Regions from separate parts of the Homo sapiens genome. Here regions 1 and 2 are each linked to region 3. A link is a loop called in an ENCODE intact Hi-C map of the cell type or tissue named here. Cell type or tissue: natural killer cell. All regions are shown on one strand. Links, peaks and the distances in the headings refer to the core of each region. The heading gives the core; the rest is flanking DNA.

Evidence for each region. A loop is a pair of places that touch in the nucleus more often than their neighbours do. Peaks named below come from ENCODE experiments on the same cell type or tissue, not always from the same donor. Only the 100,000 strongest peaks of a DNase experiment are listed, where the experiment ranks them.
Region 1: a loop joins it to region 3, with 4 times the contacts of the local background. A loop is called at or near these places in 1 of 110 quality-filtered maps.
Region 2: it touches region 3 in a loop (9-fold over the local background); 1 of 110 quality-filtered maps calls a loop at or near these places.

Annotation. Positions count from the first base shown.
Region 1 is chr1:198,515,099-198,525,922 of GRCh38, forward strand. ATP6V1G3 (ATPase H+ transporting V1 subunit G3) reads right to left here. Exons shown (of 3, transcript NM_001376861.1): 3 at 8,124-8,466. The coding sequence ends at 8,293. It overlaps LOC105371677 (a long non-coding RNA gene), which reads right to left and starts at 4,712. Exons shown (of 2, transcript XR_922398.3): 1 at 4,453-4,712. In natural killer cell, for the core only: no CTCF peak of the experiment used is centred there; DNase peaks (open chromatin) are centred at 6,003, 8,283, 8,653, 9,083 and 2 weaker places; H3K4me3 peaks cover 1,049 bases; H3K27ac peaks cover 3,472 bases.
Region 2 is chr1:198,914,389-198,925,316 of GRCh38, forward strand. All of the region lies in intron 1 of MIR181A1HG (MIR181A1 host gene), which reads right to left. Among named protein-coding and RNA genes, the nearest start is that of MIR181A1HG, 18 kb to the right of the region's middle. RefSeq lists an enhancer at 5,467-5,556. In natural killer cell, for the core only: no CTCF peak of the experiment used is centred there; DNase peaks (open chromatin) are centred at 5,473 and 5,903; H3K27ac peaks cover 842 bases.
Region 3 is chr1:199,168,652-199,179,579 of GRCh38, forward strand. The region is part of intron 3 of LINC02789 (long intergenic non-protein coding RNA 2789); the gene reads left to right. It overlaps LOC107985243 (a long non-coding RNA gene), which reads right to left and starts at 10,171. Exons shown (of 3, transcript XR_001738357.2): 1 at 10,124-10,171. RefSeq lists an enhancer at 4,895-4,944. In natural killer cell, for the core only: no CTCF peak of the experiment used is centred there; a DNase peak (open chromatin) is centred at 4,860; H3K27ac peaks cover 3,702 bases.

The DNA of each region.
Region 1 (10,824 bases), core at 5,825-10,824, 650 kb before region 3:
ACTGGGGAGAGGCTGTTGCAAAAGGGTACTTTCAAGTGAAATGCTGCATGTTACAGTATGAATAATTGCTTTGACCCCATCAATATTCAGAAAAAGTATAAAGCCCATAATTCACTTGAAGAGGTAAGCTCTTTTGAGAAAGCTGATGATGGTGTAAGATTCCTTCCAGGTTGTTACAGGTCAAAACAGAGTCCACCTACGTATGCGAGTTGGCAGCTGTACATCCTGGGGGATGATCAATATATAGAAGCTATGAGAATATTTCATACACCTACCAACCCTTCCAGATCTCCAAGCTATCTGTATTGTTTTGTATTTTAAGGGTGGGGAATGAGGAGAAGGAGATAATGGCCTGGACTAGAAGGTATAAAAGGATTGAGATGGAGACAACTGAACAGAAATTGGGAGCTATGGTCAAAATTCTGGTGGGAAGAAGAGGTGTTTATTGTGTCAGGTAGAAGCAGAGACAAGATTGAATTCGGTAAGATTTCATTCATGTTAAATTAAAGACATGTCAATTTAGTTTTGGTTTCTGCAGAGGATAACAACTGTAAAATGAAAGATGGAACTAATAATAGTTGGACCAAAGAAACGGATACAAACTGGACTGGCTGCTGGTGTGAGCAGACCAAGATGTAAGCTCAGCCTGCTTCTGCAAGACAGCTGACTTCTGGTTCTCTCTTTGTCCTCTAGGACTCTTTCTTCAGAGTGCCCACAGTCTTTTTTTTCCTATTTTTCATTCATATTTTATATTCTTCAGCCTTCTATGAGGTTCTCTTTTCTTTTTACATCCAGCCAGTTCTCAGTCAGGTCAGTTCCACCACTTTATTACCTCCTTCTACTCTCTTATCTCCATTCCTTCTGTAGATAAAGACCTACTCATTGCCCACTTGGGTTACTAAAATAGGTCCTAACAGATTCCCTTCTCTCCAGTCTAGTCCTTCTTTCTCTCCACTGGATGGTGTCTGATCATTGCATGCACAATTGTCTTAATGTCAATTTGCTGCGTAAAGTCGATCAATGGCTTCCCACTCATTTCAATTAAGTAACAAACTTCTTAGCATGACATAAAGGGCTTTTCATAAGTCACTCTTCTAACCTCTCCAACAGCAATTTTAGTCTTCTCCCTAAATGCAATCCTCTAACTTCCCACATCTGCATCATATTCTCTCCACCTCTCAGCCTTTGTGCATGTTCTCCTGGCTGGTTGTAAACACACCCCCTTCTCCATCATTCAACAGGAGAACCCCTAGCCTCATATTTTGGGTTCTTTTGCCTTTTTGGCAAACCAACAGGAGATTCTAAGAAATGTGTTAAGTTCTAACTCTGTGAGATTCTATTGGCATGTTTATGGGAAGCTAGTCTTATATTATAATAACTATTGATTACTGTTAACATTAAGTTTGTTAATTAATCATTAACCAATACAGTGTGCTCAGCATTGAGTTAGGCCTTGGAGAAAAAGATGAGCAAGAGATAGCTTCTGCCTTTGTGGAAATCACAGTAGAAAGGGGTGATGAATATGACTAAAAGCCACGCAACATGATAGGGGCTACAACAGGGCTCTAAAATCACGCAGGAGGAAATGGCCAGGTTTCCTAGGGAGTTGGATATGACTTCACAAGCACTTATACCCCTTAGACAAGCCCTTATACCCCACTATATTAGTTAGGGTTCTTTTAGAGGGACAGAACTAGTTGTGTGTGTATACACACACACACACACACACACACACACACATATTGGAGTTTAAATATTAACTTACACGATCACAAGTTTATTAACTTACACGATCACAAGTACTATTCATATATGTATATATACTAATAGTATATTGTATATATATGGGAGTTTATTAAGTATTAACTTACATGATCACAAGAGCTATTAGTATATTTACATACACTGATAGTATATATATATATACACACTAATAGTATATATATACTCATAGTATAGATATATACACTAATAGTATATATATACTCATAGTATAGATATATACACTAATAGTATATATATACTCATTATATATATATATAGAGAGAGTTTATTAAGTATTAACTTACATGATCACAAGTTCCCACAATAGGCTGTCGGCAAGCTGAGGAGCAAGGAGAGCCAATTTGAGTCCCAAAACTGAAGAATGTGGAGTCCGATGTTCCAGGGCAAGAAGTATCCAGCACGGGAGAAAGATGTAGGCTGGCAGGATAGGCCCGTCTGTCCTTTTCACGTTTTTTCTGCCTGCTTCATATTTTCTGGCAGCTGATTAGATGGTGCCCACCAGATTAAGGGTGGGTCTGCCTTCCCCAGCCCACTGACTCAAATGTTAATCTCTTTTGGCAACACCCTCACAGACACACCCAGGATCAATACTTGGATTCCTCAATCCAGTCAAGTTGACACTCAAGTTAACCATCACACCTGCCTTAAAAAACTAGTAGGGTTTGTCAGGCAGAGAAGGAAGAAAGGAAACTTCAGGCAAAGGGAATTAGCATATTGTAAAAATCAGCCTTAATATTATTATTTTATTTTTGAATGCTGCTGCTAACACTGTTGTTTCAACTTTCTCACCATTATTAGCAAGCCCTTCACTTGACTTAATGGGAGTGGTGTTTGTTCATTTTTACTAGACACATTTACTCATTTCATGGCTGGTGTTGTGTTGGTTTATATTCACTGCCTGCTGGTCCCTCTTTACTTTCTGTGTGGTCACACACAATTTTGAAAGTCTTTTCATGAGCAGTGGTCTATACAAGTTTCAATCAGCAAAATCACAGCTCTATTAAACCTTGCTGATTCTAGTTTGTCACCATGAAAAGCTTCTTGCTTCCTTTGTAGATGTAAATGTATATAACATTCAGTGCTTGTGGTTTTATTTGGAGTGTTTGGATATATTTACATTTTTGCTTAGGAAAGCATCTTTCTGAACTGTGACTACAAACTGTGAATTCCACTAGGAAACAGGTCTTCAGAATATTGGCAAGGCTCTCATATTCACTGTTATCTCTATTTAAATATCTTTGGGATTTGTCTGTGGAACACATATGTTCTTATTAATTGATTACACATTAATAAAAATGATAACAAGTTAACAGTTACAGATACTTTTTCAGTGGAAGTGCTAGCATGATAAAACAGGCTCAGTGAAACTTCTGTTCCATTGGATTCTACTTAACTGAACATGAAGAAACAGTTTAGTTACTCTAGTTTAAAAATAAGGGAATTTCATAATGGTCTATTTAAACTGTCTGCAAAAGAAGTTACAGTGATTTTTCTGGCATTCTCTCCCTCGTAACCTCCTTCCACACTCATTTTGTCTTTATGTCAGCCTATTTGGTTTAGTTTTTTTCAACTATAATAATAATTACCATTATTATAGACACTTATATTTGCTACTTATATATGAATCCAAATAGTCTAGTCTGAGGGATGGTGATCTTAATTACTGTGTTAAACTACACAGTATTAAATATTCTTTATGTTCACAATACCTATTGCAGGAGTTTAGTTTATTAGATGGCACAGAGAACCCCAGTTCACTCAAAATGTACCTTATCTTAAACTGGACTTGAGGAGCTGGGTCACTGGAAGTGGTAGGAGTAAGAATACAGGACTTGTCACTTTTGGTAATAGCCATGTCTGTATTTCTACTACCAATCTCAAATGTATGTTATCACATAATTCAATAATTATGGCTGAATAAGTGAGTGAGTAAATGAATAGTTAACATTGCACGGGACATAAGGTCCTCCAGTCATTTATGTCATTGATAAGTAGCTTTTTCAGGTGACTCTTGGAAGTAAGCAAACTCACTACACTAGTAACTCCTTGCATTGCCAATATTAGGCAGTCCCAAGAGAGCTGAGATGGAAGAACAGGAAATAGGAGAAGCATGCAGTTATCACAGTTATATTTCTTCAAGTTGATAAAATGGAATCATTATTTTTGTAATGAGCTCTATGCTTAGATTTCTATCTTTCTTTTAAGTGGTTTATTTCCAATAATTTTCTTTTCTTTAAGTTTAGGGACACAGTAGTCTTTCAAGAAGAATTATTTCAGTTCAACTTTAGAGTTAAAAGACACAGGACAAGGGAGCTAATCTCAAGTCTTTGATGATGAATTTAGAGGTGAAATCAGACTACCTGCCTACTCTCTTCCTGCAGTTGAGCAACTCACCATGACCAGAGGAAAACACACAACTGACTTAATCTCATTTTAAAACTATGACAATAAGCCTCATTTAGACATACAGTGCTGCTTGATAATCCTATTACACTTTCCTAGCATAGTAATCTTCTTACTTTCTAAAATGACCATTTTACCCTTTCTCGTGTTTGATAAGTCCCCTAAAATTACTCCTCATTCTCAGCTGATCATTGTCCTCGAATTTAGTTTGAAATTAGTGGTAAATAGGAACTTTCTCATCTTCCTACCACTAGATCTACTTACCTACTATGTTTGTCAATCCATGCCCATGGTCATCTTCCTGTTGAAGGCCAATTCTTCTACTTCGGATCTGAATTCTAGGCTTCCTGCCTTCTCAAGGACTTTGCTTCTGCAATAGTTCCCCTCTCTATTCGTCATAGAGATTCTTTCTCCTCTAGAGGAATTTCAATCAGCATATGAATATGCGATAACATTTCCTAGTCCAGACAAGAAACACGTGCTTGACACACATCTGTCTCAAGCTGCAGCCCCATTTCTCTGATCATTTTTATAGTTTTGTAGTTATCTATAACTGCTATCTCTAGCTTTCTCACCACACTTTCTCTCCTCAAACTCCTCCTCCACATATGTAAATCTAACAGTCACATCTCTGTCCTATTTTACTTGAACACTAAGCAGCATTCAAGACAGTTGGTCACCCTCTCCTTTTTAAGGCAATATTCAATCGGTATAGCAGTTAGCTATTGCTTCATAACGCATCACCCTAAAACTCAGTGGCTTAAAATGTTTATTATTGCTCATGAGTCTATGAGTTTTCCGGGTGGCTCATACGATGTCCTCTTTGCTCATGCCTGCATTCATGGTCGGTGGCAGGTAATGTGGCTGTGCTGATTTAGGCTGGACTCTGACATGTTGGGGGTTGGCTAGACCTAGAATGGCCTCAGCTGGGATATTTCAAAGGTGGCAGCTTTCTGCACACTCTGGCCAACTCTCTTCTACTAGCTCTATCCATCTAGAAAGTAATGGCTGTGATGCATTGATGACAATTCCTGACTTTGTGTGTATTTGTGTGCTAACATCGAGAATAAAAACCGAAATCCTTGCATTCCTTTGCAAGCCTGTAAATTGCATGGTTTTGTTTTTAAGTGCAATGGAAATGAGTAAGAACTCAATGGAATAATTTTTCATTTTGTAGTTTCTGATTGTGCAAAGGATCAAAACAAGGGTAAAGACCAATTAAAAACATGCTAACACTATTCTATTTCTGTGTGAAGATCTATCGGAACAGAAAAAGCCTTTTAGTATAAGTATACGTACAAAAAAGTCAACTTTTTTTCTGTGACTGAGAAAGCTCTCACAGATAAGTGAGCTAGCTCTGAAATACATAAAACCTTTTCATATGTAAATAAAGTAAAACCTGGCAGCTCTACCATCTGTGAAGGTGTGAGAGTTCTTAGAAAATGACTCATTCAGTTAGGCAAAGATGTGAAACCATATTTGAATGTAAAAATATGCAAACTACACAGAATCTAGGATATTGGGGGCAGCAACAGCACATACTCTTAACAATACAGTGTTTAGAATAAACGTGAGATTGTTGAGAAATTGACAAATACTACAGTAGTGAATGAAAAAACTAAAAGTAATAAATACTGCTTTTGAAAAATTGGTCTGACTTAGTATGTAAAAATAAGTGTTAAAGGGCCTACAGAGATCATTTATTTCAACACCATTTTCAGATTACAGCACTAAAAAAGAATCGTAGGCCCAGAGAGGTTGAGTGAGTTGCCAATAGGACATAGAAAGCTTGTGGCGCTGGCAGGACTGGATGTACAGTGTGCTGATGCCTAAGTCTCATCTCTTTCTTCTAGACCTGGCTCCTCTTTACTTCTGAGAAAAATCCTCTACTGACTTTAATGTGTTTCTATAGTATTTAGGGCCTAAAAGATATCCTTTCTCTTGTGCTGGCTCAGGAATTTATTATTAACTTGAGTGTTCCATATAACATATTCAAGCTTTCACATCCAGAAAACTGGCGTCTTGATGGTTTTCATGAGACAAGACAGAAAACTGCATCTTATGATATAAGGCAAATCACAATGCTATCTTTTTCAGAATTATCTTTTCACGTGATAACTCCCAAAATGTGCAATTTTACTCATTATTTTATTTATCTAAGCTTTGCAGAATAGAGTAATTGAATTCTCCAAATCTGTGTTGAGTAGAAATCCTCCAACACTGTCCTAATGTCAGGGAGACACAACTTTAATTGATGCCTTCTCCTCCACCCCCCTCAAAAAATGGGAGCCAGTGTTCCTAGGAATATTTGATATCTTTCTCTTCTTTAATTGGCAATCAGTTCTCATTCTAATAAATGGGGAAATATACCACATAAAACCAATCAACTGGTTTGGTTTTCCTTGCCCCCAAAGTTGGGAAAATGGAGAAACAAATAGAATTCAAATTTTGCTCCATTTACCTAACATGCATATAAAATTGACTATTTCCGAGGTACTAAGATATGTGGTAAAATTTTAACTTTTTCTCCTAAAAAGAAACAATGATACTAGTGATCTAAAACAGGGGTCCCCAGTGCCTGGGCCACAGACTGGTACCTGTCTGTGGCTTGTTAGGAACCGGGCCACACAGCAGAAGGTGAGTGGTAGTTGAGCAAGCATTACCACCTGAGCATGGCCTCCTGTCAAATCAGCAGCGGCATTAGATTATCATAGGAGCGCGAATCCTATTGTGAACTGCACATGTGAGGGATTTAGGTTGCATGTCCCTTATGAGACTCTAATGCCTGATGATCTGAGGTGGAACAATTTCATCCCAAAACTATCTTACCCCACTACCCCTCCATTCTTGGAAAAATTGTCTTCCACGAAACTGGTCCCTGGTGCTAAAAAGGTTGGGGACCACTGATCTAAAACAATGATCAATTAAAACCATTTCAGTTTATGATTTTAATTCCAGTCTAAACAAAAGTTAATTATTGTTACCAAACTATACATATAATCAGAGATTCATATAATTGAAGATTATATGAATAGTTTGGTGACAATAATTAACTTTTGTTTAGACTGGAATTAAAATTTGTCTGCATATATTACTGGAAAATCAAAGACTTTATAGCACCCATGCTTCTTACTAATGCAAATATAGGAGCTGTGCAGGTAAGCAGTTTGGTAAGAAGTAAAGGGTGTGAACATTGGAGTCACATTGCCCAGTTCAAAGCTCAGTGCTGCCACTGTTATCCAAACAACTCCAGATAAGTTCCTTCATCTTTGCATCTCATTTTGTAAAACAAGAGCACTAATACTGCTTACAAGGTAGGATTGAGATGATATATACATTGCACTAACAAAATACTTAGTATTTAACAAGAGTTTAGCTTAGCTGTAACTAGGAGACTGGGCTAGTGGCACACTAACCTAGTATATCTCCTGGGAGTTTTCTTTGTATTTCTTTTTTTTTTTTTTCAAAGCTCCAAAATCTATGTTATTAGCTTATTTATCATTTACTTTTTTCTTTTAAAAATAATATCTGTTTAGTTGAGGTCAGACAGACAGAATGATTATAAACCCCATCTATGTTTAAAAGTGGCTATATAACCCATCATTCTTTGTCTCTATCTCTCTGTTTTACTGGTTTCCCATTGATTACTGAATTAAATAAGACCCTTGACATGTTCATTTTTAGATCTGTTGAAGAGTCATAATTATATCTTGCTTAAAGATTATCTTTTAGCAAATTACCATTTAATACAATTAAGAGCACATTTTCTAAATCGATGAAAAGGAGAAGAAATAAAAAACCCATGCCCACTAAAAAGCTGTCATGACCATGTTTTTCTTTCAAGTGTTAAAAAACATGTTACTATTTTGCATTCTTGACTTACTCCAAGTTAAGTGACAAGGTCATAATTATTACTAGAAAAGATATAGCAACAGTTGTATTTTGTTTTGTTTAATTCAGTGCCGATGTATGAGTTATGTCACATTTCCTGTAAATGTAAATTTAAGGTTCTCATTTCAAATTTCTCAACATAAAAATACGAAGCCATAAGCAACCAGGTGGCACTCACACACCTTTTTTTTTCTTGAAAACTGTGATGTACATTTAGTTGGTGGCTCTGTAGTTCACATGGATTTCTGGTTTCATGTCACAGACCATGCTCAAGAGCTGGTTCATCACACTTTCCATATACTTATTGTAGTGTCCATTAAGTTCTTGTATCTTCCCTAGTGTTTGTTCTTCTATTTCATCTGAGAGATTATTCTGAGAGCCCATTATCTACCAAAACAAAACAGACAGAATTCACATCATAATACAATTGTTTTACAAGTTAAATTTGTCCTAGCCTGTTTACTGATGATTGTCCTACAATGCACAATTATGTACTCCTTTTCTAGATTTTTTCAGAGAACCAACAAGATCATCAATGCCATGAGTGGGAAGGATGAACTTTCATAAAATATTGAAACTGGTCATAGCAGATTACTTTCACTTTTAACCAACCTCCACATGGTACAAATTGAATACACATTTATAATCATTAAACCATGCCCAGAAGTTCTTTTCCATCACATTTTTCATGTATTTATGACAGTTTCCATTTAGTTCCCATATATTCCCTATTGTTTATTTTCTGAATTATAAGTCTGGAAAACAGAGTTGAAAGACACCATTAAACTCACTTTTGCTGTTTTTTAAAGAGTGTTTAAAAGTTTTAAACAGTTGCTGGTTTTTAAAGAGTGTTTTTCTATTTTTAAAATACATTATCTGAACTGTATCTTGCTTTTATCAGGAAGACAGTCACAATGTGCGCTCTAAGATACTTTTATATGCACAATTTTTTTTTTTTTTTTTTTTAGATGGGTTCTCACTGTGTCGCCCAGGCTGGAGTGCAATAGCGTAGTCTTGGCTCACTGCAACCTTCGCCTCCCAGGTTCAAGCGATTCTCCCACCTCAGCCTCACAAGTAGCTGGGACTACAGGCGTGTGCCATGATACCCTGCTAATTTTTGTATTTTTAGTAGAGACCGGGTTTCACTTTGTTGGCCAGGCTGGTCTCGAACTCCTGACCTGGTAATCCGCCTTCCTCAGCCTCCCAAAGTGCTGGGATTACAAGTGTGAGTCACAGCGCCTGGCTGCCGAAGTGTGTTTCTTTGGGTAATAGATATTATCTTGAACACTTAGTGTAAGTTGTACTTCTTTAAAATTGAGTGTGCTTGTTCATTTAGTTACATCATAATTGTAGACACAGTTTAATATATCTTTCTAATTGCTCTTTAATTGGCAGTGATTCCCAGTATTTTCTATTATCTCCTCTTTCCTCATAGCTTCTTTATCAAGGAATGATTTGACCAAAATATAATTTCACCAGAGGAGTTAACAATTTAAAGGAATTCTGCAGTGAAACACTTTGAAAGTTAGCCTTTACTAAAGCAAAAAAAATCAACTCCTAACGTATCTCCTTTGTAAACTTAGTCTTTCCTACACATGGCATTTTAAAGGCAAGAAGACTGTTTTATGTTTGTTTGCTTTTTCCGTCTGAGAGTGTTTAGGAAAAGTATGCATTTAATTTAATCCAAGATACTCCAGTAATGATTGACTTCTACTTCAGGGTTGTTAGACTATTCTAAATTCTAAAATCTGCATGATCTTTTTGAGTCCTAGGCTTGAAATCAAATGCCACTGAGGCGCTTGGGTTCAAGTTCTTTCTGTTTACAGTCCAGGCAATGGGGTCTTCTCAGTTCAAAGAAAATAATTTTGAAAAGTTACAGTTTCTAAGACATCAAATAACTTTTGCAGAATAACATTTTGATAAGTGAGTATACAAGAAGCAGAAACATATGGATCGAATTTCCCTTGCTAAGAAGAAATTTTAAAATAGAAGAGAACTACTTATTAAAATGGCTCTACCAAGCTCAAAATTTTTCCTCTAAATTTAGTGTCTTAAGTGTGATTCTACCAAATTAAAAAAATAATTCTCTAAATTCAGTGTCTTCTAGTGGTAAAAAATTAAAAACAAACTGTTGTGAAACTATTACCTACTTTTCTTTGGAACAGCATTAAAAATAGTTGTCATTGGGTTGGTTTAGTGTAACTGTTGTGAATGACTTTGGAAAAGTTAATCTCAAGCTTAGGTTCTCTATTTTTTTATAGGGATAATATCATCCATTTGATAAGATACTGTAAAATGCAAACCAGATTCATTGGTAAGTGTGCAGAGCAGTTGTGTCTAACAAAAGTGTAATATGAGCCACAAAGGCAACTCATATATATGTAATTATAAGTTTTCTAGAAGCCACATCAAAAGTGTAAAAGAAGTAGGTGCAGTTATTTTAGTAATATATTTAATCTAATAATATTCATATTTTAACATACAATCAATATAAAAATTATTACATTCTTTTATTTCATACTAAGTCTTTGGAATCTGGTATGTAGTTTACACTTATAGCACATCTTGATTGGGACTAGCTACACTTCAAGTGCTTAGTAGCCACATGTGAAGTGGTCACCATTTTGGACAGTGCAGCAATAAATGGCAGCTGTTAATATTAGTTGAATTCTTAATGTGGCTTTTCAAGACACCATAATCATTTTCCAGAGAGACTTATAAAGATGACTCTTAGCTCAGTTTAAC
Region 2 (10,928 bases), core at 2,760-7,759, 250 kb before region 3:
ATATGTTGAGATCCATTTTGAGAATGGAATGTTGTATAAATGCCTCCATAAACCCATGAGATTTTCTGAGAATTCTGCCAGCAGATTGCCTTCACACTCAAACTGCAGCTCCTCTGGGTCCCCGGCCTATGGCCTGCTCTATAGATTTTGGGCTTGCCAGCTTCCACAATCACATAAACCAATTCCTTAAAATTAATATCTCTCTCCCTCCCTCTGTCTATACATATGCAGATGTATACATTTATATATACATATCTTATTTTTTTTCTCTAGATAACATTGACTAATGCAGGAAAGTTGTATGGCTTGAAGATGACCATCTGAATACTGACCAGCCTCTTCACATATATTTTGCTCTACAACTCCTTGGTAAATCCTGTCACAGACTCCTTCGTAAAATTGTTTTAGAACTAGGACACTTGAAATCTGTTGGATATGTCAGCTTCACTTTTGCACTGAAATTATTCCAACATGCAGGACTGGCCTTCCCAGTAGTCAGTACAGTATCTCTAGAATGTCTGGTCTGAAAGGTGACAACTTTGAAGGCTATTTCTGCTGCATGCCACAGCCCTCCTACTGCTAGCTACCCTGGAAGGCAAAGGGTTGATGTCAATGGAAGAACCAAGAACAGATGATAATGGAGGAAAAGCATGAGAGAATTCCATGCCTCATCAACATCTTTAGCAAAATTGTTTCTACTCTCTGCAAAAATTAATACTACATGGTGAAATGATGTGGCTGGCGATGTTCTCATCTCATGATTAGGACATAAATAACTTTTAATTGTTTTTAGAAGGTTTGCATCATGTATGAATCTCAGGCAGCAAAGTTTTTCATATGGTAATGTACTTTTTTAGATATTTGCCATGTCCTATTATTTTCAAGTATTTATGATAGGCAGTTTAAGAAGGAGACTTTGTAGAAATGTTGAATGAAATCCTTTACTTAAAATGTAGGGTTAATTTAATGTTGAAACCAGAGTTGAAGTAGTTGGTGGAGTGTAGACATGACGTTGAGGGGCAATTTTCTTGTAGCTGGTTTGGGTGGACAATCAACTTGCTCTGCCCTCTACAGTTTGGAGCACTATTCCTAAGTCCTGGGGAATGAAGGGCATATGCCTCTTGTGTAAATCCCCAATTCTTCTTCACCCATTGTTTTAAGTGGAGATTTCTGGCAATCACTTCAAGCTTTGGTAACTCTTTCCTGTGGAGAATTATCTACTTATTACCATATATGTGTAGGTTTTTGTGAGCTATCTTTATGAATATTAATTTAAATAAAGAAATAAAGCTAGGATTTTTTTAACTTTACTATATTTTTGTACTTTATATTCGATTGCCTTTTATTTCTTTTATGCATATATTTATGGGGAAAAGTTTCTTTCCCTACTCTTGTCTTTTCATATGTAATGAGTTCCATTAATGTAACACTTTAAGCTCTCCTTTTTATTCTACTCCAGACATGCATTTAAATGGGAAGTTGGGAAGGAAAAACTGGACACGTGAGCCTGCATATCTCCATATCTTCTTTTTCTCTCTTTCTCCCTCATCCTCTCACTGTCTAACTCTCATGTTCCCTTCCTCTCTTTGTATTGCCTATAGAATGTAAATCCTCCCAGATGACCTCTCTATGCTATAAATTTTCAGCCCACATACTTGAAGGTGTGAGTCACATTCTTCAAAATGATCAGCTGTAGCAATAATAAAGGTGATATTCTGCCTCCACCTATTTTGCTTCTTATTTCAGAACTTGAGTGGGGAAGAAGGGTGCTATTTATTGACTTCCTCAAGAACTTCAACTATCTAATGCATGGCTTGAAACAAATATAACCTTGCTTTCTGAGTGGAATGAAGTATTATCAACACATATTTACCTATATTTTATACTACTGTTTCGGTACTTTCTTTTTTAATTGTGATTCAGAAATATGTGTGCAGTAGGGCCTAATTATCATATTCTTATTTTTCTTCTCAAACAACAAATCAGTTGTTTCAATTAATTGTGCTGACACTTCATGTCTCTGAGGTAAAATGATAATCTGTACCTAAATTAGGAAAATAAGTCAAAAGAATACGGATTAAGACGTTTGATGGCAAACACCTGGATTTTGCTCGATGAAGGAATATAAACTTGACCAAAAAAGAAAACAACTTCAACAACTTTCTTTTTAAAACTATTTTACCACAGATTGTGTTATTTTACAAAATTGACATATTTTACCCTTAATAAATCTTTTTAAATTCTCATTGCAGTAAAGCACACAGGGAGTCTCAGCAGAGGGTAACTCTGCTCTGAATTATGATTTCCTTATTCTTTCCTATAGTGTTCCCATTAATTCAGAGGTACTATTTCTCTCCAATGAGAAAAATCATCAAAATCAAGAGCAGAAAAAAAGGCTACCTTTTCATTTACTCTCTCAGTAATTGAAACCCCCTATAACCACTCTAGCATCTAACATTGAACTACATAAAAGCTATAGCAATTCAGTCAAACTCTTGAAGCTGGCTGTATTAGGGACAATGAGCTACAATTATACTCTAAAAAACATAATTTGAGACTATACATATGTCAAAGTCAACACTTTAGAAGTGGCTAATAAAGAACCATATTGATACCGAAAAGTCATTAGGGACAATCAGCTGTGTTAATGGGAAAGAATGACATACTCTGGGGGGAGCACCATGGCAGTTGTTATCATAGCTGCTGGGAATCCTACGGGAGTGCCATTTCCACAAAAATAAGAAGAGAGCATAGACTGTCAGGGGCTGCCTTTCATGGCACTTGAAATCTCTTTGGAGCTGGCATTGCACACCTGAGTCTCTATGACCCATATAAAAATGTGGCTATTGCTTCTGAATGCCTCCCCAGCTTCATCCAGATTCCTAGATCAGAGAACCCCATGCATGGCTTCTGTTTAGTCGTCACAATGTGTTCCTTTGCTATCTCCTTGCAATTTCATTTGCTTTCTAAATCAATTCCAGCTGTTATTTTAAAAACCATCTTAGCTTAAAATCTTTTTAGCAGTTTCATTTGTTACATCTTCCAGGTTCACCCCATAGAAAGAATAAAACCCCTGACGTTTATGTGGCCAGTTTCTAGGAAGTATAATTCTGTCATCTGGCCAAAATACAGACATACCATATTTTATTACACTTCACTTTATTGCACTTTGCAGAAATTGTGCTTTTTGCAAATAAAATGCTTGTAGCAACCCTGCATTGAGCAAGTCTGTCTGTGCCATTTTTCCAGTAGCATGTGCTCTTTTTGTGCCTCTTTGTCACATTTTGGTAACTCTCTCAATAATTCAGAACTTTTCATTATTATTTTATCTGTTATGGCAATCTATGATCAGTGATTTTTTATATTTACTGTTGTAATTTTTGCGGGTACATGAACTGCACCTATGTAAAATGGAGAATTTAACTGATAAATGTTGTGTGTGTTTTGACTGCTCCACAGACCAGCCTTTCCTCTGTCTCTCTCCCTCTTCTTGGGCCTGCTTCTTCCTTGAGACACAGCAATATTGAAATTAGGCCAACCCTACAATGGCCTGTAAGTGTTTAGGTGAAAGATAGAACCACATCTCTCATTTTAAATTTAAAGCTAGAAATGATTAAACTGGGTGAGGAATGCATGTGGCAAGCTGTGACAGACCAAGAGCTAGGCCTCTTGTGCTAGTTAGCCAAGTTGTGAATGCAAAGGAAAAGTTCTCCAGGAAATTAAAAGGGCTACTTCACTGAACACACAAATGATAAGAAAGCAAAACAGCCTTATTGCTGATTTGGAGAAAGTCTGAGTGGTCTGGATAGGAGATCAAACCAGCCACAACATTCCCATAAGCCAAAGCGTAATCCAGAGCAATACTCTAACTCTTCAATTCTATGAAGTCTGAGAGAGGCGAAGAAGCTGCAGAAAAAAGTTGGATGCTAGTAGAGGTTGGTTCATGAGGTTTAAGGAGAGAAACTGTTTCTGTAACATAAAAGTGCAAAGTTACAGAGCAAGTGCTGATGTAGAAGCTGCACCAAGTCATCCAGAAGATTTAGCTAAGATAATTAAAAAAGGTGGCTACACTAAAAATATATAATTTCAATGTACATAATACAGTCTTCTATTGAAAGAAGATGCCACCTATAACTTTCACAGTGAGAGAGGAGAAGTCAATGCCTGGCTTCAAAGCTTCAAAAAACAAGCTGACTCTCTTGTTGGAAGCTAATGAAGCTGGTGACTTTAATTTGAAGCCAATGCTCATTTACCATTCCAAAATTTCTAGGGCCCTTAGGAATTATGCTAAATCTACTCCACTTGTTCTCTATAAATGGAACAACAAAGCCTGGGTGGCAGCATATCTATTTACAGTATGGTTGACATGCTGTATTTTAAGCCCACTATTGAGACCTACTGCTCAGAAATATAATTTTCTTTTAAAATATTACTGCTCATTGAGAATGTACTTGGTCACCCAAGAGCTCTGATAAAGCTCTAATGCAAGAAGATTAATGTTGTTTTCATGCCTACTAACACAGCATCTATTCTGCCGCCCATGGATCAAGGTGTAATCTTATTATTTAAGAAATACATTTTGTAAGGCTATCACCGCCACAGATAGTAATTCCTCTGAGGGATCTCAGTAAATTGGAAACCTTCTGAAAATGATTCATCATAGTAAATGCCGTAGAGAACATTTGTGATTCATAGGAGGAGGTCAAATTATTAATAATAACAGGAGTTTAGAGGAAGTTGATTACAACCCTCATGGATTACTTTGAGGAGTTCCAAGACTTCAGTGGAGGAAGTAACTGCAGATGTAGTGCCAATGGCAGGACAACAAGAATTAGAAGCCGAGCTTGAAGACGTGATTAAATTGCTGCAATCTCATGATAAAACTTTAATGAATGAGGAACTGCTTCTAATGGACAAGCAAAGAAAGTGGTTTCTTAAGGTGGAATCTACTCCTGGTGAAGATGCTGTAAATATTGTTGAAATTACAACAAAGGATTTAGAATATTACATCAATTTAGTTGGCAAAGCAGATGCAGATTTTGAGAGGACTTACTTCAATTTTGAAAGATGTTCTACTATGGGTAAAATGCTACCAAACAGCATTGCATGGTACAGATAACTCTTTAATGAAAAGAAGAGTAAATCAGTGTGCTGAGCTTCACTGGTGTCTTATTTTCAGAAATTACCACAGCCATCCCAAACTTCAGCAACCACCCACCTCACCAGTTAACAGCCATCAACATTGAAGCAATACCCAAAACCAGCAAAAAGATTACAACTCTGAAGGTTCAGACAATCTTTAGCATTTTTAACAATATTTTAAATTAAGATATGCAATTTTTTTACATAATGCCATTTCACACTTAACTCATTATCATATAGGGTAAACACACTTTCATATGCACCGGGAAACTAGAAAATTCATGTGACTCACTTTATTGCAATATTTGCTTCATTGCAGTAGTCTGAAACTGAAACCACAAAATCTCTGAGGCACGCCTGTATTCTTCAGGTTAATTGTGGATCAGTAAAAAATCAAACTAAGCTCTTTCACATTTGTTTGGCATATAGAGAAATAAAAAGATAATGATGGTGACATTGATGAACGGGATGGAATTAGTATCAAGCTTCAGTGGTAAGAACAAGAATCTCAGAAATGTAGTCCCAAGTTTTAACATGACAAGTGGTGAGAACTCACTTGTCAATTGGAGGGTGTCAGATGACCAATTTTCTAAAATCAGTGGTTCCATAAACTACTGCTGCTATGAGAGTCCAAGCCATTCCAGAATTTACAGTTTGATGAGAGTATTCTGTCTTCATCTGTCTAGCTCCAAGAGCATCATGGCATCCTACCACTTCTCCTGCTCTGAAATGATTCTGAAACCACTAGTTTTTAGGTCTAAGGTTTGCTGAAAAAGCTATGTGGCATAGGGTGTCAAAAGGAGCACCGTCCTAATCTTGAAGATTCTTGAGGAAATCATACGTCATAGTGTATTGGATCAGATCATGTGGTCAGTGGTTATGCTAATTGTATTTATGCTATGCCCATCTAAACTCTCAATGATATCATTGATTTGATGAAGATAGATCCTGAAACATTGAGAATGACATGAATGAATGTTAAGATTCCAGTGTTATTTGTAGTATATCTGAACTCTTCCAAAGGCCTGTACATTTATTGGAACAAACATCCTACCGCAGCTGCTACTTCTTTGATCACATAGAAAATGTCCCTGCTTGGTGATTTTCTTTTCTTTCATGGCATGCACATCCTTAAGAACTGGGGAAAATATTACTTTAGTAAACTAATAACAACATTTTTTACATACTATCAGAGAAAGAAGTAATTATGGGATTTAATAAAATGCCCTAAGAATGTCATAGGAAATATTGATACAGAAATGCAGGTTTTTTTCTGAAACTGATACATTTGATTAATTCTTGGAGTCTCATTTTAAAAACTCTAGATTTTATTATAATATCACACTAAACATAGTTTAGTGTTTATTTTTATTTTTTATTTTCCTTTTTTTTTTTTTTTGGAGATGGAGTCTTACTCTGTTGCCCAGGCTGGAGTGCAGTGGTGTGACCTTGACTCATTGTAACCTCCGCATCCTAGGTTCAAGCAATTCTCCTGCCTGAGCCTCCTCACTAGCTGGCACTACAGGTGCACACCGCCATGCCCGGCTAATTTTTATATTTTTAGTAGAGATGAGGTTTTGCCATGTTGGCCACTCTGGTCTCAAACTCCTGACCTCAAGTGATCCACCTGCCTCAGCCTCCCAAAGTGCTGGGATTATAGGCATGAGCCCCTGTGCCTGGCCAATTTAGTGTTTATTTTTATAATTCTAAATCTTTAGAATATTTACTCCTCTGGTCATCATTATGAATATCAATTATATTAGCAAAGTATTGAATAAGGACAACTTAAAAAATGTAATTCCCTGAAATTTATTGCTATCCACAAATTTACGATTTTTATAATAAAATGTTCTGCAAACATGCAGAAGATATATTTTGAATATAAAAGAAGAATTAATTATGGTTCATATTTTAAAATGTCATTTTGAATCAATTTACTTATGGATACATCAAGGGCAGATAATACATTTTTCTCATATTTTTTATATCCTCCTACCTGTGTAGTGCAGTGTTTAGAATAAACAAAGCCTTAATTAATAGATATTGAATTAAGGTAGCACAGTGATCCAGTCTCTGTTCTCCTACCCTGAAAATTAACTAGGGAATTTGGTCAGCATCTCCTCTTTTGTCTTCTACTCCTCAAGGACAAATCAGTAAATTAGCTTTACTCTTTACTTATATAGTTAAAAAAATGAATATATGAATGCTTGAATTCGTGACTCAAATATCACTTATGAGTATGGAAGCTGAAGAAAAAAACTGATGAAAAATTATAAATGGGTACTCAAATACAAGACATTCTGGCTGGGTGCAGTGGCTCATGCCTACAATTCCAGCACTTTGGAAGGCCATGGTGGAGGATTGCTTGAGGCCAGGCCTGCAGTGAGCTATGATCTTGCCACTATACTCCAGCCTGGGTGAGAGAGCAAGACCCTGTCTCAAAACCAAACACAAACCAACAGAAAGCACAAACAAAACTGTTTCTAATAATAGTTTTTGGTTTCTTTAATGACTTTTGCAGTGACTACTCAATAACATTTGGAACTCTCATTCGTTTTTCAGGGATAAATAATGGAAGTCAACATGACTTCAGCAGACAATTTCAAATTTATTGTAGAATTTCTTAGAACTTAGGGCAATACTGTAGAGAACTTTGCCACAATTGCTTCCTGTTCCCTACTATTATGTTGCATTTGACCTTCAATAAAAGTTCTACTATAGTAGGCTGAAATTGCATATAAACACACTAGAGACATGTTTTAAAATAGTGGATACCTTCAAAATGAAGGTATTCTGAGGTATTCCTGCCTCAGCCTCCTCAGTAGCTAGCACCACAGGTGCACATCACCATGCCCAGCTAAGTTTTATATTTTTAGCAGAGATGGAGTTTTGCCATGTTGGCCATTCTGGTCTCAACCTCCTGACCTCCAGTGATCCACTCATCTCAGCCTCCCAAACTGCTGGGATTATAGGCATGAGCCACCGTGCCTGGCCAACCTAGTTTCTAATATATATATCTAATATATATATATATATATATATATATATATATATATATATATATATATATATAAAATGCATAAATATTTTTAAGTATATTAGAAATTATTTCAGATCTAGCAAATAACAAAAACTGTTCTGTTGTTTATGGAATAAATGAGTTTCTATAGTGAGTTTCACTACCTGACATAAAATCAAGAACTATTTTTTTAGAAAGCTGGGAACCAACAAGAAAATTTTCGGGCAATGACTTAACACTACTTGTCTAAGAGAGAAGTTGACTTGAGTCACACTTTCACATCTTGTAACTTTCAGTTGATTAATGCGTAAAGAGTCACAGGACAGAAGAGAAGGACTTGTGAGTCCAACCAAGTCTCTAACTAAACCGAACTTTAGTTGTTTATGGAAATTTTAGAAAATGCCAAAAAAAAATTGAGAGGTGTGAGATTTTCGGATTTCTAAGTACATATTTTTAATCCTTGACAGACTCCATTAACCTTGATCCAAGATTGAGACCATCTACAGTTTTTATTTTTTAAACCATAAGAACATGAATTATGTTGATGCCCAATGACTTCCCCTGAGCTAACATTTGAGACTGATTATAAAGTGACTACATTGTAACAATTTGATAACACTGTCCTTGGACTCAGTTTTATCCTTTTGCAAGGATTATTTGTGGCTACATTGATTTGGATGGAAGCCACTACAGGCTGGACTTCTGTGCTACTGTGAACTGTCTTGTAGCCAAGCTCAGTACATTTACTAAAACACTGTGAGATTATTTTTTAAATTTGCAGCCATTATTGGTATTTTTTTTGAAACATTTGTTCTATTTAGATGGAATAGCAGAATATAACGTGTTGAACAGGTAAAGGAGATAAAAATACTAAACAGATGAGCCATAGGGAAACATGACTGAGAACAAACATATTTATAAAAATATATATAAGTGGTGTGGAAATGAAAAGTGTATTATCCACACAGGTCAAATCTTATTATGATGAATTTTAAGAGAGTTTAGTATACAGTAATTTTAAATAAATAATTAGAACGAATGGACTTTTCCATTGTGCTTATACATGTTCTATCTCAGTCTTCCTTGTAATGGAACTTATTACAGAGTTTTGACCTGTGCATCTAAGTATTGATTACTGATGATAATCTGAGATAGGGCCCACATCCTTTCTAGGATTAATATGATCTTGCATTTGAAAAATTATTTATTACTTTGATGTTACCCCCTCCCCCCACCTATTATCTCATGTTTTAAGACAAAAGTGGTGGGAAGCCATGAAGCAAAGCAGCTAGATGCAGGAGTAAAAAGTCTCTCTAGCCTCTGAGTTCAAATCCTAGTCCTATCCCATAGGCATTATAGCATCTTGAGCTTATAACCTGGCCATCCTGTTTCTAAGTTTCCTCATCTCCAAAATAGGACAATAATGGGAGAGTTGCCTCATAGAAATTTTATTAAAATTAGGTGCAATATACATAGTTTTATGATTTACTTGTAGTAAGCACTTAATAAATGTTTCTCATATTATGAGATATATAGAGCATGTGCTGTTATGACTGTTCACAGGCGAGGAAACTGAATAAGAAAGGGGTTATGTCCTTCTGTAGGAAGTCTGATGTTTCTTATTAAAATGAATTGCTAAGCTTTATCCTTAGCAGGACTTTTATCAGAGCTAATGTTTTTAACCAAATGGGTTCATTGTGCCCTTTTTTTCCCTTGACACAGTCATTTTTAAGGGGAAGTCCAAGAAATTGAAAGAACTATACTTTTTATCACTCTAGATACTATATGAATGTAGATTACTTGCTTCTCTTCTCAGGCCTCAGTTTCTTTGTCTTTCTGTAATCTCTAAGGCTCTTTTCTGTTAGAAAATGATGTTACATTATTTCACAAACTAGACAATTAAACTCTTGAACTCTAAGATTTGACTCTAATAAACAAACCATCCTAAATTAAAAGAAAAGGAACCCACATTTTGACCATAAAAATGTTATGGATTATTTTGTGGTAATAATTAGGTACTGATATTAGGCACTCCTAGGCCAGTTCTTCCTTTTTTTTTTAACATCCCATTTCAAAAAATGTTGGAAGGGAAATTCAGATCCGTAAACTCAGCCTAACATTGACAGCAGTTATAGAAATAAAGTTTTACCTACCAAGTCCAAATATGATCATTAATAATGTACTGTGTATTAATAGGTGCACATGGTATAGACACATCAATGCCTAATGCAATGACAAATCACACCCAAATCTAATAGAAGTAAATATTACTAAAATTCTACATTATTTTTATTAAATAATTCCACATTTTCAACTAAGAAACTACTTTTGATATTTATTTAATATGGTCTGCTATTGCATCTCTAACCTTTTTTCCTTCATTTTCCTCTGTCTAAAGATTGGGCTTATATGACCAAATATCAGTTGAATACACTGATTTTTTTTTTAAAAAGAAGGATGAAGAAAATCACAGACATTTCTGCAATTTCATATTATGGATAGATTAAGAATAACTGAGTTTTGTATGCTACGAATACCTAAAAAGCAATTTAACTTGAATCTATTCTGTGTTTATAGAATATTCTAGACCTGGGGATAGTTTTGGTAAACAAATAGATTTAAAAATTTGTTTCTAATTGTCTGCTTTATGGCATGATCTAAATAGTTATTGATTAGAATTTCATAAATCAAATCTTTTGTATAGACTTCAGTGGAAAAAAATATTGTCAATATAATTATAACTATTTACATTTCAAGTATATTTTTA
Region 3 (10,928 bases), core at 1,962-6,961:
GTGGTAAAGGAAAAATGATACAGCAGTAAGTATCACACAAGCTATAATGTTTGAATTGCAATAAAAGGCTTATGGGATTCAGGGAAGGGAGAAATCTACTTCATATTGAAGTAGAAAAAGGAAAGTTCCAAGGGCATTTAGATGAAAAGTAGAAGTGATGGCAAAGATGTTTCTGAAAGCAATCAGGAAAGGATATACCAAACAGGAAGTAAGAGCCTGGGTATAGAGGGATGAAATTAAGCTTATTTAGGGGAAATGAAAAAGGTGAAATTAGGATGCCTTGTTATGAGGTAACCGAGGAACACAGAATTTTGTTCTTTGCTAGACAATTCTCAATTCCCACAAAGTCACCAGAAGAAGTGTATGCTCAGAGGCAATGATCAATCAAAGAATAATCTTCATTCTGTGAGGATGTGGCTTCAAACACTTGTATAATGCCTTTGTGAGCTAGTCTGACCTAGATAGAGAACACTTCCTCATAGGCTAAACGCAGCCTCCAACCTAGAGCAAAAGTATGCAAAATGCTGTATTCTCACCTTTTGCTAGAAGCTGGCTTCTAGCAAAGATTATTGGCTTAGGACAGGCTTATTCAATTCCAGGATTCATTCCTAGAATAGAGGTAGTGGGTATCCTTTACCTTAACCAATTCATTCATTCAACAAATATTTATTAAACATTTACCATTCAGTCAACATTCTTATAATGCCTTGGGATACTTGAGTGAGCAAAACAAAAATTCCCAAAATACAGTGTAGTTTAAAATTTGTATTCACAACATAGCTATGCACACATTGTTTCATTATCTCTCTATAACTGAATTCATCCATGAACTCTTTATGCCTTAACCTTTCTGACTCAAGCTATTTAGTCAATATCCCAGCTTCAGTGGGACTACTTGGAGAGATTACCCTGATGTTGGAGAAAAACAGTAGGCACTGTCTGATTCCAGCCTGGAAAAGCAAAACTACACAGCAGAGATGGACCAGCCAGCTGTCTCATCAGGAAAGGGAAGATTAGTGGAGGAAAATATAAAGTTGAATCTTTTCATGTACCACAAGTTCTACTTGATTTGACCTGCCAGGTTACACCTTAATTCCAGGTGGTATTTAGATTGAACATAGACTTACATAAAATCAAGGCTTCTGGCTTGAAGCTATCCTCTACCTCTTGCTAGTCTCCACTGAGGTGTCTAAACACACTGACTCTTGAATTCTTGACTCCCACCCCTGCTGCATCAGCTGCCTAAATAATTAATGAAATTCCCCCTCAGCATTGGAAGGGTGCATTAACCACTTCAGGGACATCTTTGCAGACTCCATATATTCCATCAATAATCTAAGAACAAACAGAGAAAGCCCCATCAATGGAAGCCACCTTGGCTGATGAAGATGATGTGATTCCTAAGATATGGTGTGACTGCCATTCAGGGACTGAGCTGTATGGTCTGCTCTGCAGCTCTTCACCATAGCATCCTTATTCTCCTTGTTTCAGCTTCCATTTATGCCCTTCATTAGGACAATTGAGATATTTGGGTCTTCTTCACACCTTATTGGAACTGAGGGAGATGAAGATAATCTCTCTCTGTCTCATTTCCTCTCTCTCTCTTCTTCTCTCTCTCTCTCTCTCATGAACATTCTTTGAGGCTACTTCCAAATAGGTCATAACATGTTTCACTAGAAAAAAACCTGTGAATCTTGAAGTGCAAAGATTAAAACTGTTCAATATGTACTATGGTTCTGGGTGTGGTGCCTCATGCCTGTAGTCCCAGCACTTTGGAAGGCTAAGGTGGGAGGATCACTTGAGCCCAGGAGTTTAAGACCAGCCTAGGCAAAATGGTGAAACCACATCTCTACTAAAAATACAAAAATTAGCTGGGTGTGGTGGCATGTGCCTGTAAACCCAGCTACTTGGGAGGCTGAGGCACAAGAATCATTTGAATTTAGGAGGTGGAGGTTGCAGTGAGCCAAGATCACGACACTACACTCCAGCCTATGTGAGACTGCAAGACTCTGTCTCAAAAAAAAAAATATATATATATACATACCATGTATTGGACAAAGGTAGATCATAAGCAAAGTGATTTGGAATAAGCAAATATTTATTAAGTGTCTTTTCCATGAGAGTCAATATATTAGGCGTCAGACAAACTAAGGCACTGACAAAGAAAGGACGGCATAGCTGAGAAGGCTATAGCTGAAGCAAGACTAGCAGGATCTGGGTAGCTACTGGAGATGGAGGTAAAAAGAATCAGATGACTCAGAGGTTCTCATATTAGTAACTGGGAAAAGGATCATGCCATTGGCATAAACATAAAACCAGGAGGACAAGCAGGTTTGAATTCTGTTCTGAAAGTGAAGAGTAGAAGATGTCAGAAGGGCAGCCAGCAGGCCTTGGAAATCAGGCTCTGAGCTTGGGAGTGAGGTCAAGAGTAGCAATTCACACTCGACACTTATACCCAGAGCAGTGTCATTTGAAGCTGTGAAGATGTGATCACTAAGGGAAGAGAGAACTGGAAGATAAGGCCAAAGTCAGAACATTTGGGAGCCCCTATACTAAAGGGGACAAGAGGAATAACAAAAAGTGAAAAAGAAAAAATATAAAGGTCATATCAGAAACATTTTTATAGGAGATATCTTAGCATACCCCTTCAGAACTCTTTTCCTCAGACTTACACAAACCAAATTGGATTCAATAAACCAATTTTAACAGATATGTTAAACACATGATATATACCAATTAAACATTCTGTAATTATTAAATAATAAAATATGTTTATGTAAATCTAACACATATCTTTATGACAAATAATAGGTGCTTTCCCCGATAGTTTTCTTAGGTCATTGTTTAATTACCTTTCACTGTTTCTTGGAATATGATGCCAGCTTATTTTCATTATCATCACTGGAAAATTTGGGAAAGTAGGAAAAAAAGAAAAAATCTATCTTACTATTTAATAGTTTGTGATACAATATATTAATAATTGAACGATAATTTTACTGTTACTCCAAGTAATCCTAGAATCTGATAGACAGGAAATCAGGGAAGTAAAATAACTCAAATATGCTTTAAAGACATGTTAAGTAACTTTTCCCCTTTCCTGCTTATATTTGTGCCAAATAAGTAAAACCAATATAATTGGAGAAGAATGGGAGGTGATGCTGCATTTATTAATAGAATGGTCACCAGCATGACTCCTCCAATGACTGAAATAATAAAATATATCACAAAAATTGAAAGGGAATACAAATTCTAACAAGATTGGTATAAATTTTGCATTAAGAGCCTCAGAGGTCAAGGATGAGGGCTTCAGAAAAGATTTTTCATTTTTTAAATATAAAAAGTCTTGTAAATCTTCAACAATCATATTCTTTAGATTTGAAGGTAGAAGTCAGATAAGTCCAGTCCATAGGATTCAGCAGCGTATAGAGATAGAGCAAGGAGAGAAAGATTGTCTGGACTTGTCTCTTATGAGGAGCAGCACTGCAATAAAGGGAATAACTAGGGATTTTAACTTAATGAGGTGACAGGATTGAGAAATGTTTTTTCTTTCTTTTTTTTTTTTTAACATTGCAATTTTCAAAGTGTTTGTTGATTTAATGTCTGACAAGGGATGGAGCAAATGTGATAATGAGAGTGATATCCACAGAGAATTACATGCCCTCCTTTATTTCTCCCAGCCTCCCTGAGGTTAGGTTTGAGCCACATGACTAGTTCTAGCCAATGGACTGTAAGTGCAAATGATGTGTGTCAATTCAAGAGTGGATTTTCCAAGATCTCTTTTCCACACGAGGGCAAATTTGAAGTCTCATGTTGCTATGGTTGAATCACAAAGTGGAAAGCCCCTGGATTCCCAAGCTACCAGACATATTACCTATCTATTGCTGTGTAACAAACTACTCCCAAACAGATGTTTATCATCTTACAGATTTTGTGGGTTAAGAACCGTAGCATAGTTTACCTAGGGGCCTGTGGCTCAAATTCTTGCATAAGGTTACTGCAAAGCTGTTTTCTGGGACTCTAGTCTCCTCCGAAGGCTCAACTGTGGTGAGGGAGTACCTACCTCCAAGCTCACTTAGGTTTGCTGGCAGGCCTTGGTCCCTTGCAACCAGTACCTCTCTACAGGATTCCCTTCTAACACAGCAGGTGACTTTCCTTGAAGTAAGTGATTCAGGAGAAAGTGTGAAAGTGTTCTCAAGATGAAAACCACAGTCATTTTATAACCTACTACTGGAAGTGCAACCTATTATTTCTGAGTATTTAATCATTAGCAGTGAGTCAATAAGTCCAGTCCATATCCAAGAATACAAGATGAGTCAAGGAGATATAGAGGGGATGAATACAAGGAGTCAGGGATGACTGTAGGGCCATCCTTAAGGCTACCCCAACACACCAAATGAAGGAGAATACCCACTAACGGAACTTTGCAGGAGTACAAACAAAATCTTTTGTTTTATGCTATAGAGATTTTTGAGGTTGTTCTTTTAGTATAGCCTCATCTCTCATGACTAATAAAAGCTCTAGTAGGAGACAGAATGGAATTGAACCATAAAAAGCTAACCATAAAAGTAGATGAAGATGATAGGGCATAATAAAACATCAAAAATGTATTCAAATAGTATGTTCATAACAGACTTCAAAAAACAATTTGGTATAGTACTTTAGACATGACTATGTGTACCTTTCATTTTTAAGCCTATTCTTATATGATTTCAAATACCATTAGTACTCCTAAATGATGTCAGTGTGATAGAATCTTTTTTTGTGGTGATTATCTAAGGCTGCCTGTATGCATGACTGTTAAAACATGCCTAGAGACTTTACAAACAGATGGTTCTTTGGATCTTCCCACAGACTGTCAGCATGAAAGTGCAACTAACAGCTTTCTGTGATCTTCTATACCTCTACTTCCTCCTTTTAGTTACCAAAATTGATTTTAATTTTTTTCTCACACCTCAAGTTTAGATAATCTAAAGTAGGTCACTCTGTAGCATCTAAAACACTCCCAGTAGCTCTGTTCAGAGTGTGAAGTCAGACACTTTTAAAGCATTCAAAGTGAAAGCCAGCACTGGGAAGAGAAACATAAAATGTGTTCAAGTGGTTCTCTAACAAAACAAGATACAATCTAGTTCCTTTAATACAGTAAAATATGATAATAATTTTCAATGTTATTTCCATAAAGCTTGGGATAGACATTGGGTCTTGTCATGACAAAAAGTCTTAGCATTGTCCTCTTGTTGGTTAGCTCCTTTCCTGCTCCTTTCATATTTGCAAGTGCTGGGACATGAGCTCAGTTTCCAAAAGACCTACCAAAGAGGTATATTGGGTTGAATGGTGTCTCCCCAGAATTTACTAGAACCTGTGTGAATTTACCCTTTATGGAAATAGGCTCTTTGTAGATGTAACCAAGTTAATACGAGGGCATGCTGGATTCGGGTGGGCCCTAAATACAATACGAATGATGTCCTTACAAATAGAAAAATGCTGACGCAGAAACACAGATACAGAGGGAAGGAGCCAGAGATTGGAGTGATATATCTATAATCCAAAAAATGCCAAGGATTGCCATCAACTATCAAAAGGTAGGAGAGAGACATGGGGCAGGTTCTCCCTCAGAGCCTCCAAAGGGAACTAACACTGATAACACCTTAACTGCAGACTTCTAGACTCCAGGACTGAGAGAATACATTTCTATTGTTTTAAGCCACCCAGTTTATGTTAACTTGTTTCAGCAGCCCTAGAAAACTGATACAAGAGGAGAGGAAGAGACTCATGCTTGGGCAAGTGTGGCCACCCTGCCTCACCCTAGTACTAAACTCAGTCCCAGCCTCTGCTCTGGCTCTAGCCCAGCCTCAGATCCAGCCCCAGCCTATGCTTCATTTCTAGCTCTTCCTCCAGCTCTATCTCTATTTCCAGCTCCACCCCAGCCTCAGCCCCAGTCCCAAGGGCCAGCATTATATCTTATGCTCCTCCCTGATTCAGATGGTTGGCAGGAAGAGTAGTGAGAGAAAAGCTCCAGTCCCAGTCCTTCATCTCTAAAGTTCCCTGGAGCTTTAAAAGCAAGTTAGTTGTTCTTTGGAAAGTCCAATCAGTTAGAGCTTCAAAACCACACTACATAAACAAATTCCCTGCTTTCAAAAGATCTATAACATCTTTCCTTACTTCTTTTCCTATTTCTTGTCTTTACTTTTACTATTGTTCCTTCTTTCCCTTCAGAAAAATCCTTCTTCATTGCATCTTTTATGTTAAGGTTAAAGTCAAGAGATTATGACTCTTAGAAGAAATCATAGAAGTAAATTTTCATGACTGTGGGTTCAGCAATAGTTTCTTAATTATGAGACCAAAAATACAAGTGAAAAAAGGAAAGAGTAGATATATTGGGCTTCATCAAAATGAAAAACTTTTTGCTGCAAACTATACCATCAAGAAAGTGAAACAACAATCCACAGAATGGGAAAAAATATTTGCAAATCACATATCTGATAAGGAACTTGTATTCAGAACATGAAAAGAATCTTTACCTCTCAGTAATAAAAAGGACAACTAAGTCAAGTGAAAATGAGCAAAATATTTGAATACATGTTTTTCCAGAGAAGGTATACAAGTGACCAATGATATCATAAAAAGTTGCTCAATATCATTGGACAGGATGGAAGTACAAATCAAAATCTCAGTAACAGAACTTTTCACACTCAATAGAATGGCTGCAATAAAAAGGGCGGACAAGAACAGTGTCGGCAAGGATATGCAGAAATCAGAACCCTTGTACATAGCAGTGGGAATGTAAAAAAGTACAGGCATTTTGGAAAACAGTCTGACATTTCGTTGAAATGTTAGCCATAGAGTTATCACATGACCCAAAAATTCCTCTTACAAGTGTATATCCAAGAGAAATAAAAACAATGTCCATGTAAAACATACACATAAATATTCATATTGACATTATTAATGACAGTCAAAAAATGTAAATCATCCACATGTCTTATCAACTGAGGAATGGATATATAACTGATGTCTATATCCATACAATTGAAAATTTGTAATCGATAAAAAGAAATAAGAATCAAGTGCTGTGCATGCTAAAACATGAACGGCCCTTAAAAATAATCATATGATGTGAAAGCCAGTCACAAAAGACTACATATTGTATGATTCAGTTTATGTGAAATGTCCGGAATAGCTAAATCTATAAAAAAAGACTGTATATTAGTGGTTGCCTAAGGGCTAGAGAAGCGGTCTGGGTAATGGAGAGTGATTGTTAATGGATGCAGGAGTTTCTATTTGGAATGATAAAAGTGTTCTAAAACTGAACTGTAGTTATACTACTCTCTTTTGGGGGAATGATAAAAGTATTCTAAAGTTGGATGATGATTACACAACTCTGAAAATACTAAACACTGCTGAATTTTTTTAAAAATCATGAGCTATAGTTAAAGATTGCTATTATTTAAAGTTAAATACCACAAAGCAAAATGAATTGTGAATAATACTCAAATGAAAAGTTTTGTGTAGTTCATGATATTTTCAATATTACATTAAAAAGAAATTATACAGTCTTTTAGAATCAGTGGTGAAAACAACTTATTTTAATAAATATGTTTAATGTGACAAAAATGACTAGCATTTTTCAAGTAAAATGGATTTTCGTAAAAATTATTTTGTTTAGTTTAAATTTTGGAATCAAGAATTTAAACTTTTCTTTGCACTTGTCTTTTGGGCATGACCTAACTACTAGCTTGTAAGTCAACTGGTTTCTACATATCAGCCTTCTCAGATTCAACGACACCTACGTGTGAGAGTTTTTGTCCTAGCTTTCCTTTTCCTGCCTTTCTTACTTTATTTTTGCCTCGAGATAATGAATGTGGAACGCCATACTTTTGCAGCAGCTCTGTAGTTTTATGCTTATAATGGGAATCTGGAAACCAGAAAGTCTTCTGCCATATTTCCACATTTAAAAAAACAAATTGTGATGCAATGTAACTTTATTTCAGTATATCAGTTAGTTTAATTTATCTAAATTCAAGCATTTTTGCATTCTTGAAGTTTTCTAATCAGTCTCTGCAACTTTAAAACTACTTTTGGCTAATGTTAGGTGAATTTTCTTGGTAAGAGGAAATATGAATTGAGAGAAATTATATTCTTTTTAAAAGTCAAAGACAATCCCATTGCCTTGTGTGATTTTAAACATAGGCACAATTTAATGACAGCCACAGAGAAAGCAGCACTTGCCATGCCCTTGTGGCTAAATGCCATCTATACAACATGTTAGAGTTACTGTCTCGTGGGAGAGGGAGGCTGAGCGTAGTCACACGCACCACAAAGAGAAAAGGGAAAACCAAAGGAGTCTTTACGAGAGTTAAAGAAAGAGGCTAATGGTACCGAACATTATGATTTCTCAAATTCCATAAAAACATAGAAGCAAACTATTTTTCTTTCCCAAAGTATATGTGAAAGACTTCCTGTTCAGTTCTTCTGCAGTACTATTGTGGAATTTTCCTTTGAGGTTAAAGTGCCTAAATTTTCCAGCAAGAGAATCCCTTTGAAGTCAATCTGAAACAGTGTCAAAACATATGGGAAATAACCCAAAACATTTAAAATACTCTCCTTAAAAACTGTAGAAAATCCCTCTTTAAAATAATGGGTTGGAAGGCTGTAAGATGCACGCATTGAAAATGCTAGTGTTGTTTGGTTGTTTTGTCTGGATTTAGAGGGAAGGGAGGGGATTACACTCTGAATTGCATTCCTTCTTTACTAGGACCATAGTAGTGATTACATTTAGTTCCAGTTTAGACATAAGCATTTTCAGATTTATGCCGTGTATGTTCTTGTTATAAAGCTTTTTCATTCCAAAGACAGACGATTTCAGGAAGTGTTTAAGTTTTTACCCACATATATAGATTCCGTATTTGATTTACACATTATTTCATGTAATATACCTCCAAATATTCTGGAAAATTAAAAGAGAATGAAAGCAATAGTAGCTGCTAAAATTAACCTACACAGGGTCTGCCAATATGTAAACAGTAGTCTGAGTTGGGTGAAAGGAACCAATTGGGAATTTTTACTGCACGTGCATTAAAGCTTTAAATGCACGTAGCATTACAACTTTTCTTTTGTGGAGGTGTTTGAAGAAATCACATTTTTACTTATTCCTATAAAATATCCTGTTAATGATTTGGTTCAGAATCATTCTATAAAACCTGTTTGCTGATTTGATCATAATTGAGGGGAAAATACAGAAGACTCAAGAAGAACTGTGTAATATGTTATTACCACAGGCCATTTCCAAGTTCTGTTGAGTATTTCCATCTCTATATGCTACTGGCATCTGAAATTCAAAATATCCCAAAATTAACTTCCTATACTTTATGTACTTCTCATTCCCAATCCTTAATCTTTCCATTCTAGTCTTTATCTCTATTAATGCTACAAGTTGTTCCAAAACATCAAGTCTAGAAACTTTGAGTCATTAGTGCTTCTCACTCACTCACTTTACTTTTCCAATCACTCACCAAGTTCTATATATTCTATTTCTGTGTATGTTTCATATTCATATCCATCTATACATTTCCACTGCCACAATTATGTATTGCTTAGACTATTTGCAATCTCTTCAGCCATCTCACTTACATCTGTTTTCTTTCCAAATATAAGTCAAAAGGGTCCTGCTTTAAAAAAAATCAAACAAATTATTTAAGAATGCCTCACCATCTGGACTCACTGTATCATTCTAGCCTCATATTTCTTGAAATCCCATAACAGTCTCTACTTTTGCATTCTTATAAAAAATTCAGTCTACATTGAGCCTCCCTTGATCTTTCATGTTTCTGTACATTTGCCATGATATTCTCCGAGCCTGTCAATAGTTCTCCTTGCCTATCAAAAGGCTATCATATTTGGATGCCCATATTGGATAAGATTCTTTAGTTTCAAGTAAGAGAATATTAATTAAATATGCCTTTACAAATAAGGACATCTATTATCTCACACATCAAGAAGACTGGAAGAAGAGTAAATCCAGGGTTGGTTAATTTAGTAGCTCAAAATGTTTAAAGTTATATTATAATAGCTTCCCTGAATCCTTCTAAGTTTTCCTGCATAGTAAGAAAATAGTTAAGGTTCTCACCATTACATCCTGATGTGACCATATCTAAAGGCGGCAAGTGTCACATTTGCAGGTTTATGTGCCTTCTCAGGGTTCTCCTTGTTGCTCACTGACTGTGGTTACGTCACATGCTCTGCCTACAGAAAAGGAATTATACCATGATTGACTTTAACCAACAGAAGCATTATTATGCCCAAGAGAGTGATAATTGGTAGTGAGGGATGAAAAATTATTACTCTTTTATGTACAAAGAGTAGGTAGATACACATTTAGCACATAAATAGATGTATATTATGTCTGTGATATTAAGATTTCATATGGGAAGGTAATTAGAAAAAAAAAGTCTAGAAAAGCTCTTGAAGGGAAAGATAATAAAAGAAGGGTTGATGAACACCCATATTAATTAATCAGTGTTCATTCCTTGGCAAATGATAGTGTTCATGAAGCATTGCCAGCCTAACACTGAAAAAAATCAGCATCTTATTAGTAAACAATGACCATTGGTAATTTCTACCACAGCACCCAACTGAAATAATAAATTTTAATAAGTCATTCCTTCTCTCCTCCAGTTAGATTTATTATCCATCCTCCATGGAAGGAATTAATTGCACCCATGCTACTTTGTCATAGCTTTGATTTGTGACCACTATTGTGCTTACTTTATGTTATTCTCTATTACAGTTAGTTGTCTACAGGTACACTTGCATTCCTACACCAAATGGATAATAAGCTACTTCTGGTAAGGCAGAGTGTCTTCAGCATTTTTTTAGATCTCCCAAAGATCACTGAAGTAAGAGGCACTCAAATGTTTATGGAATTGTATTAA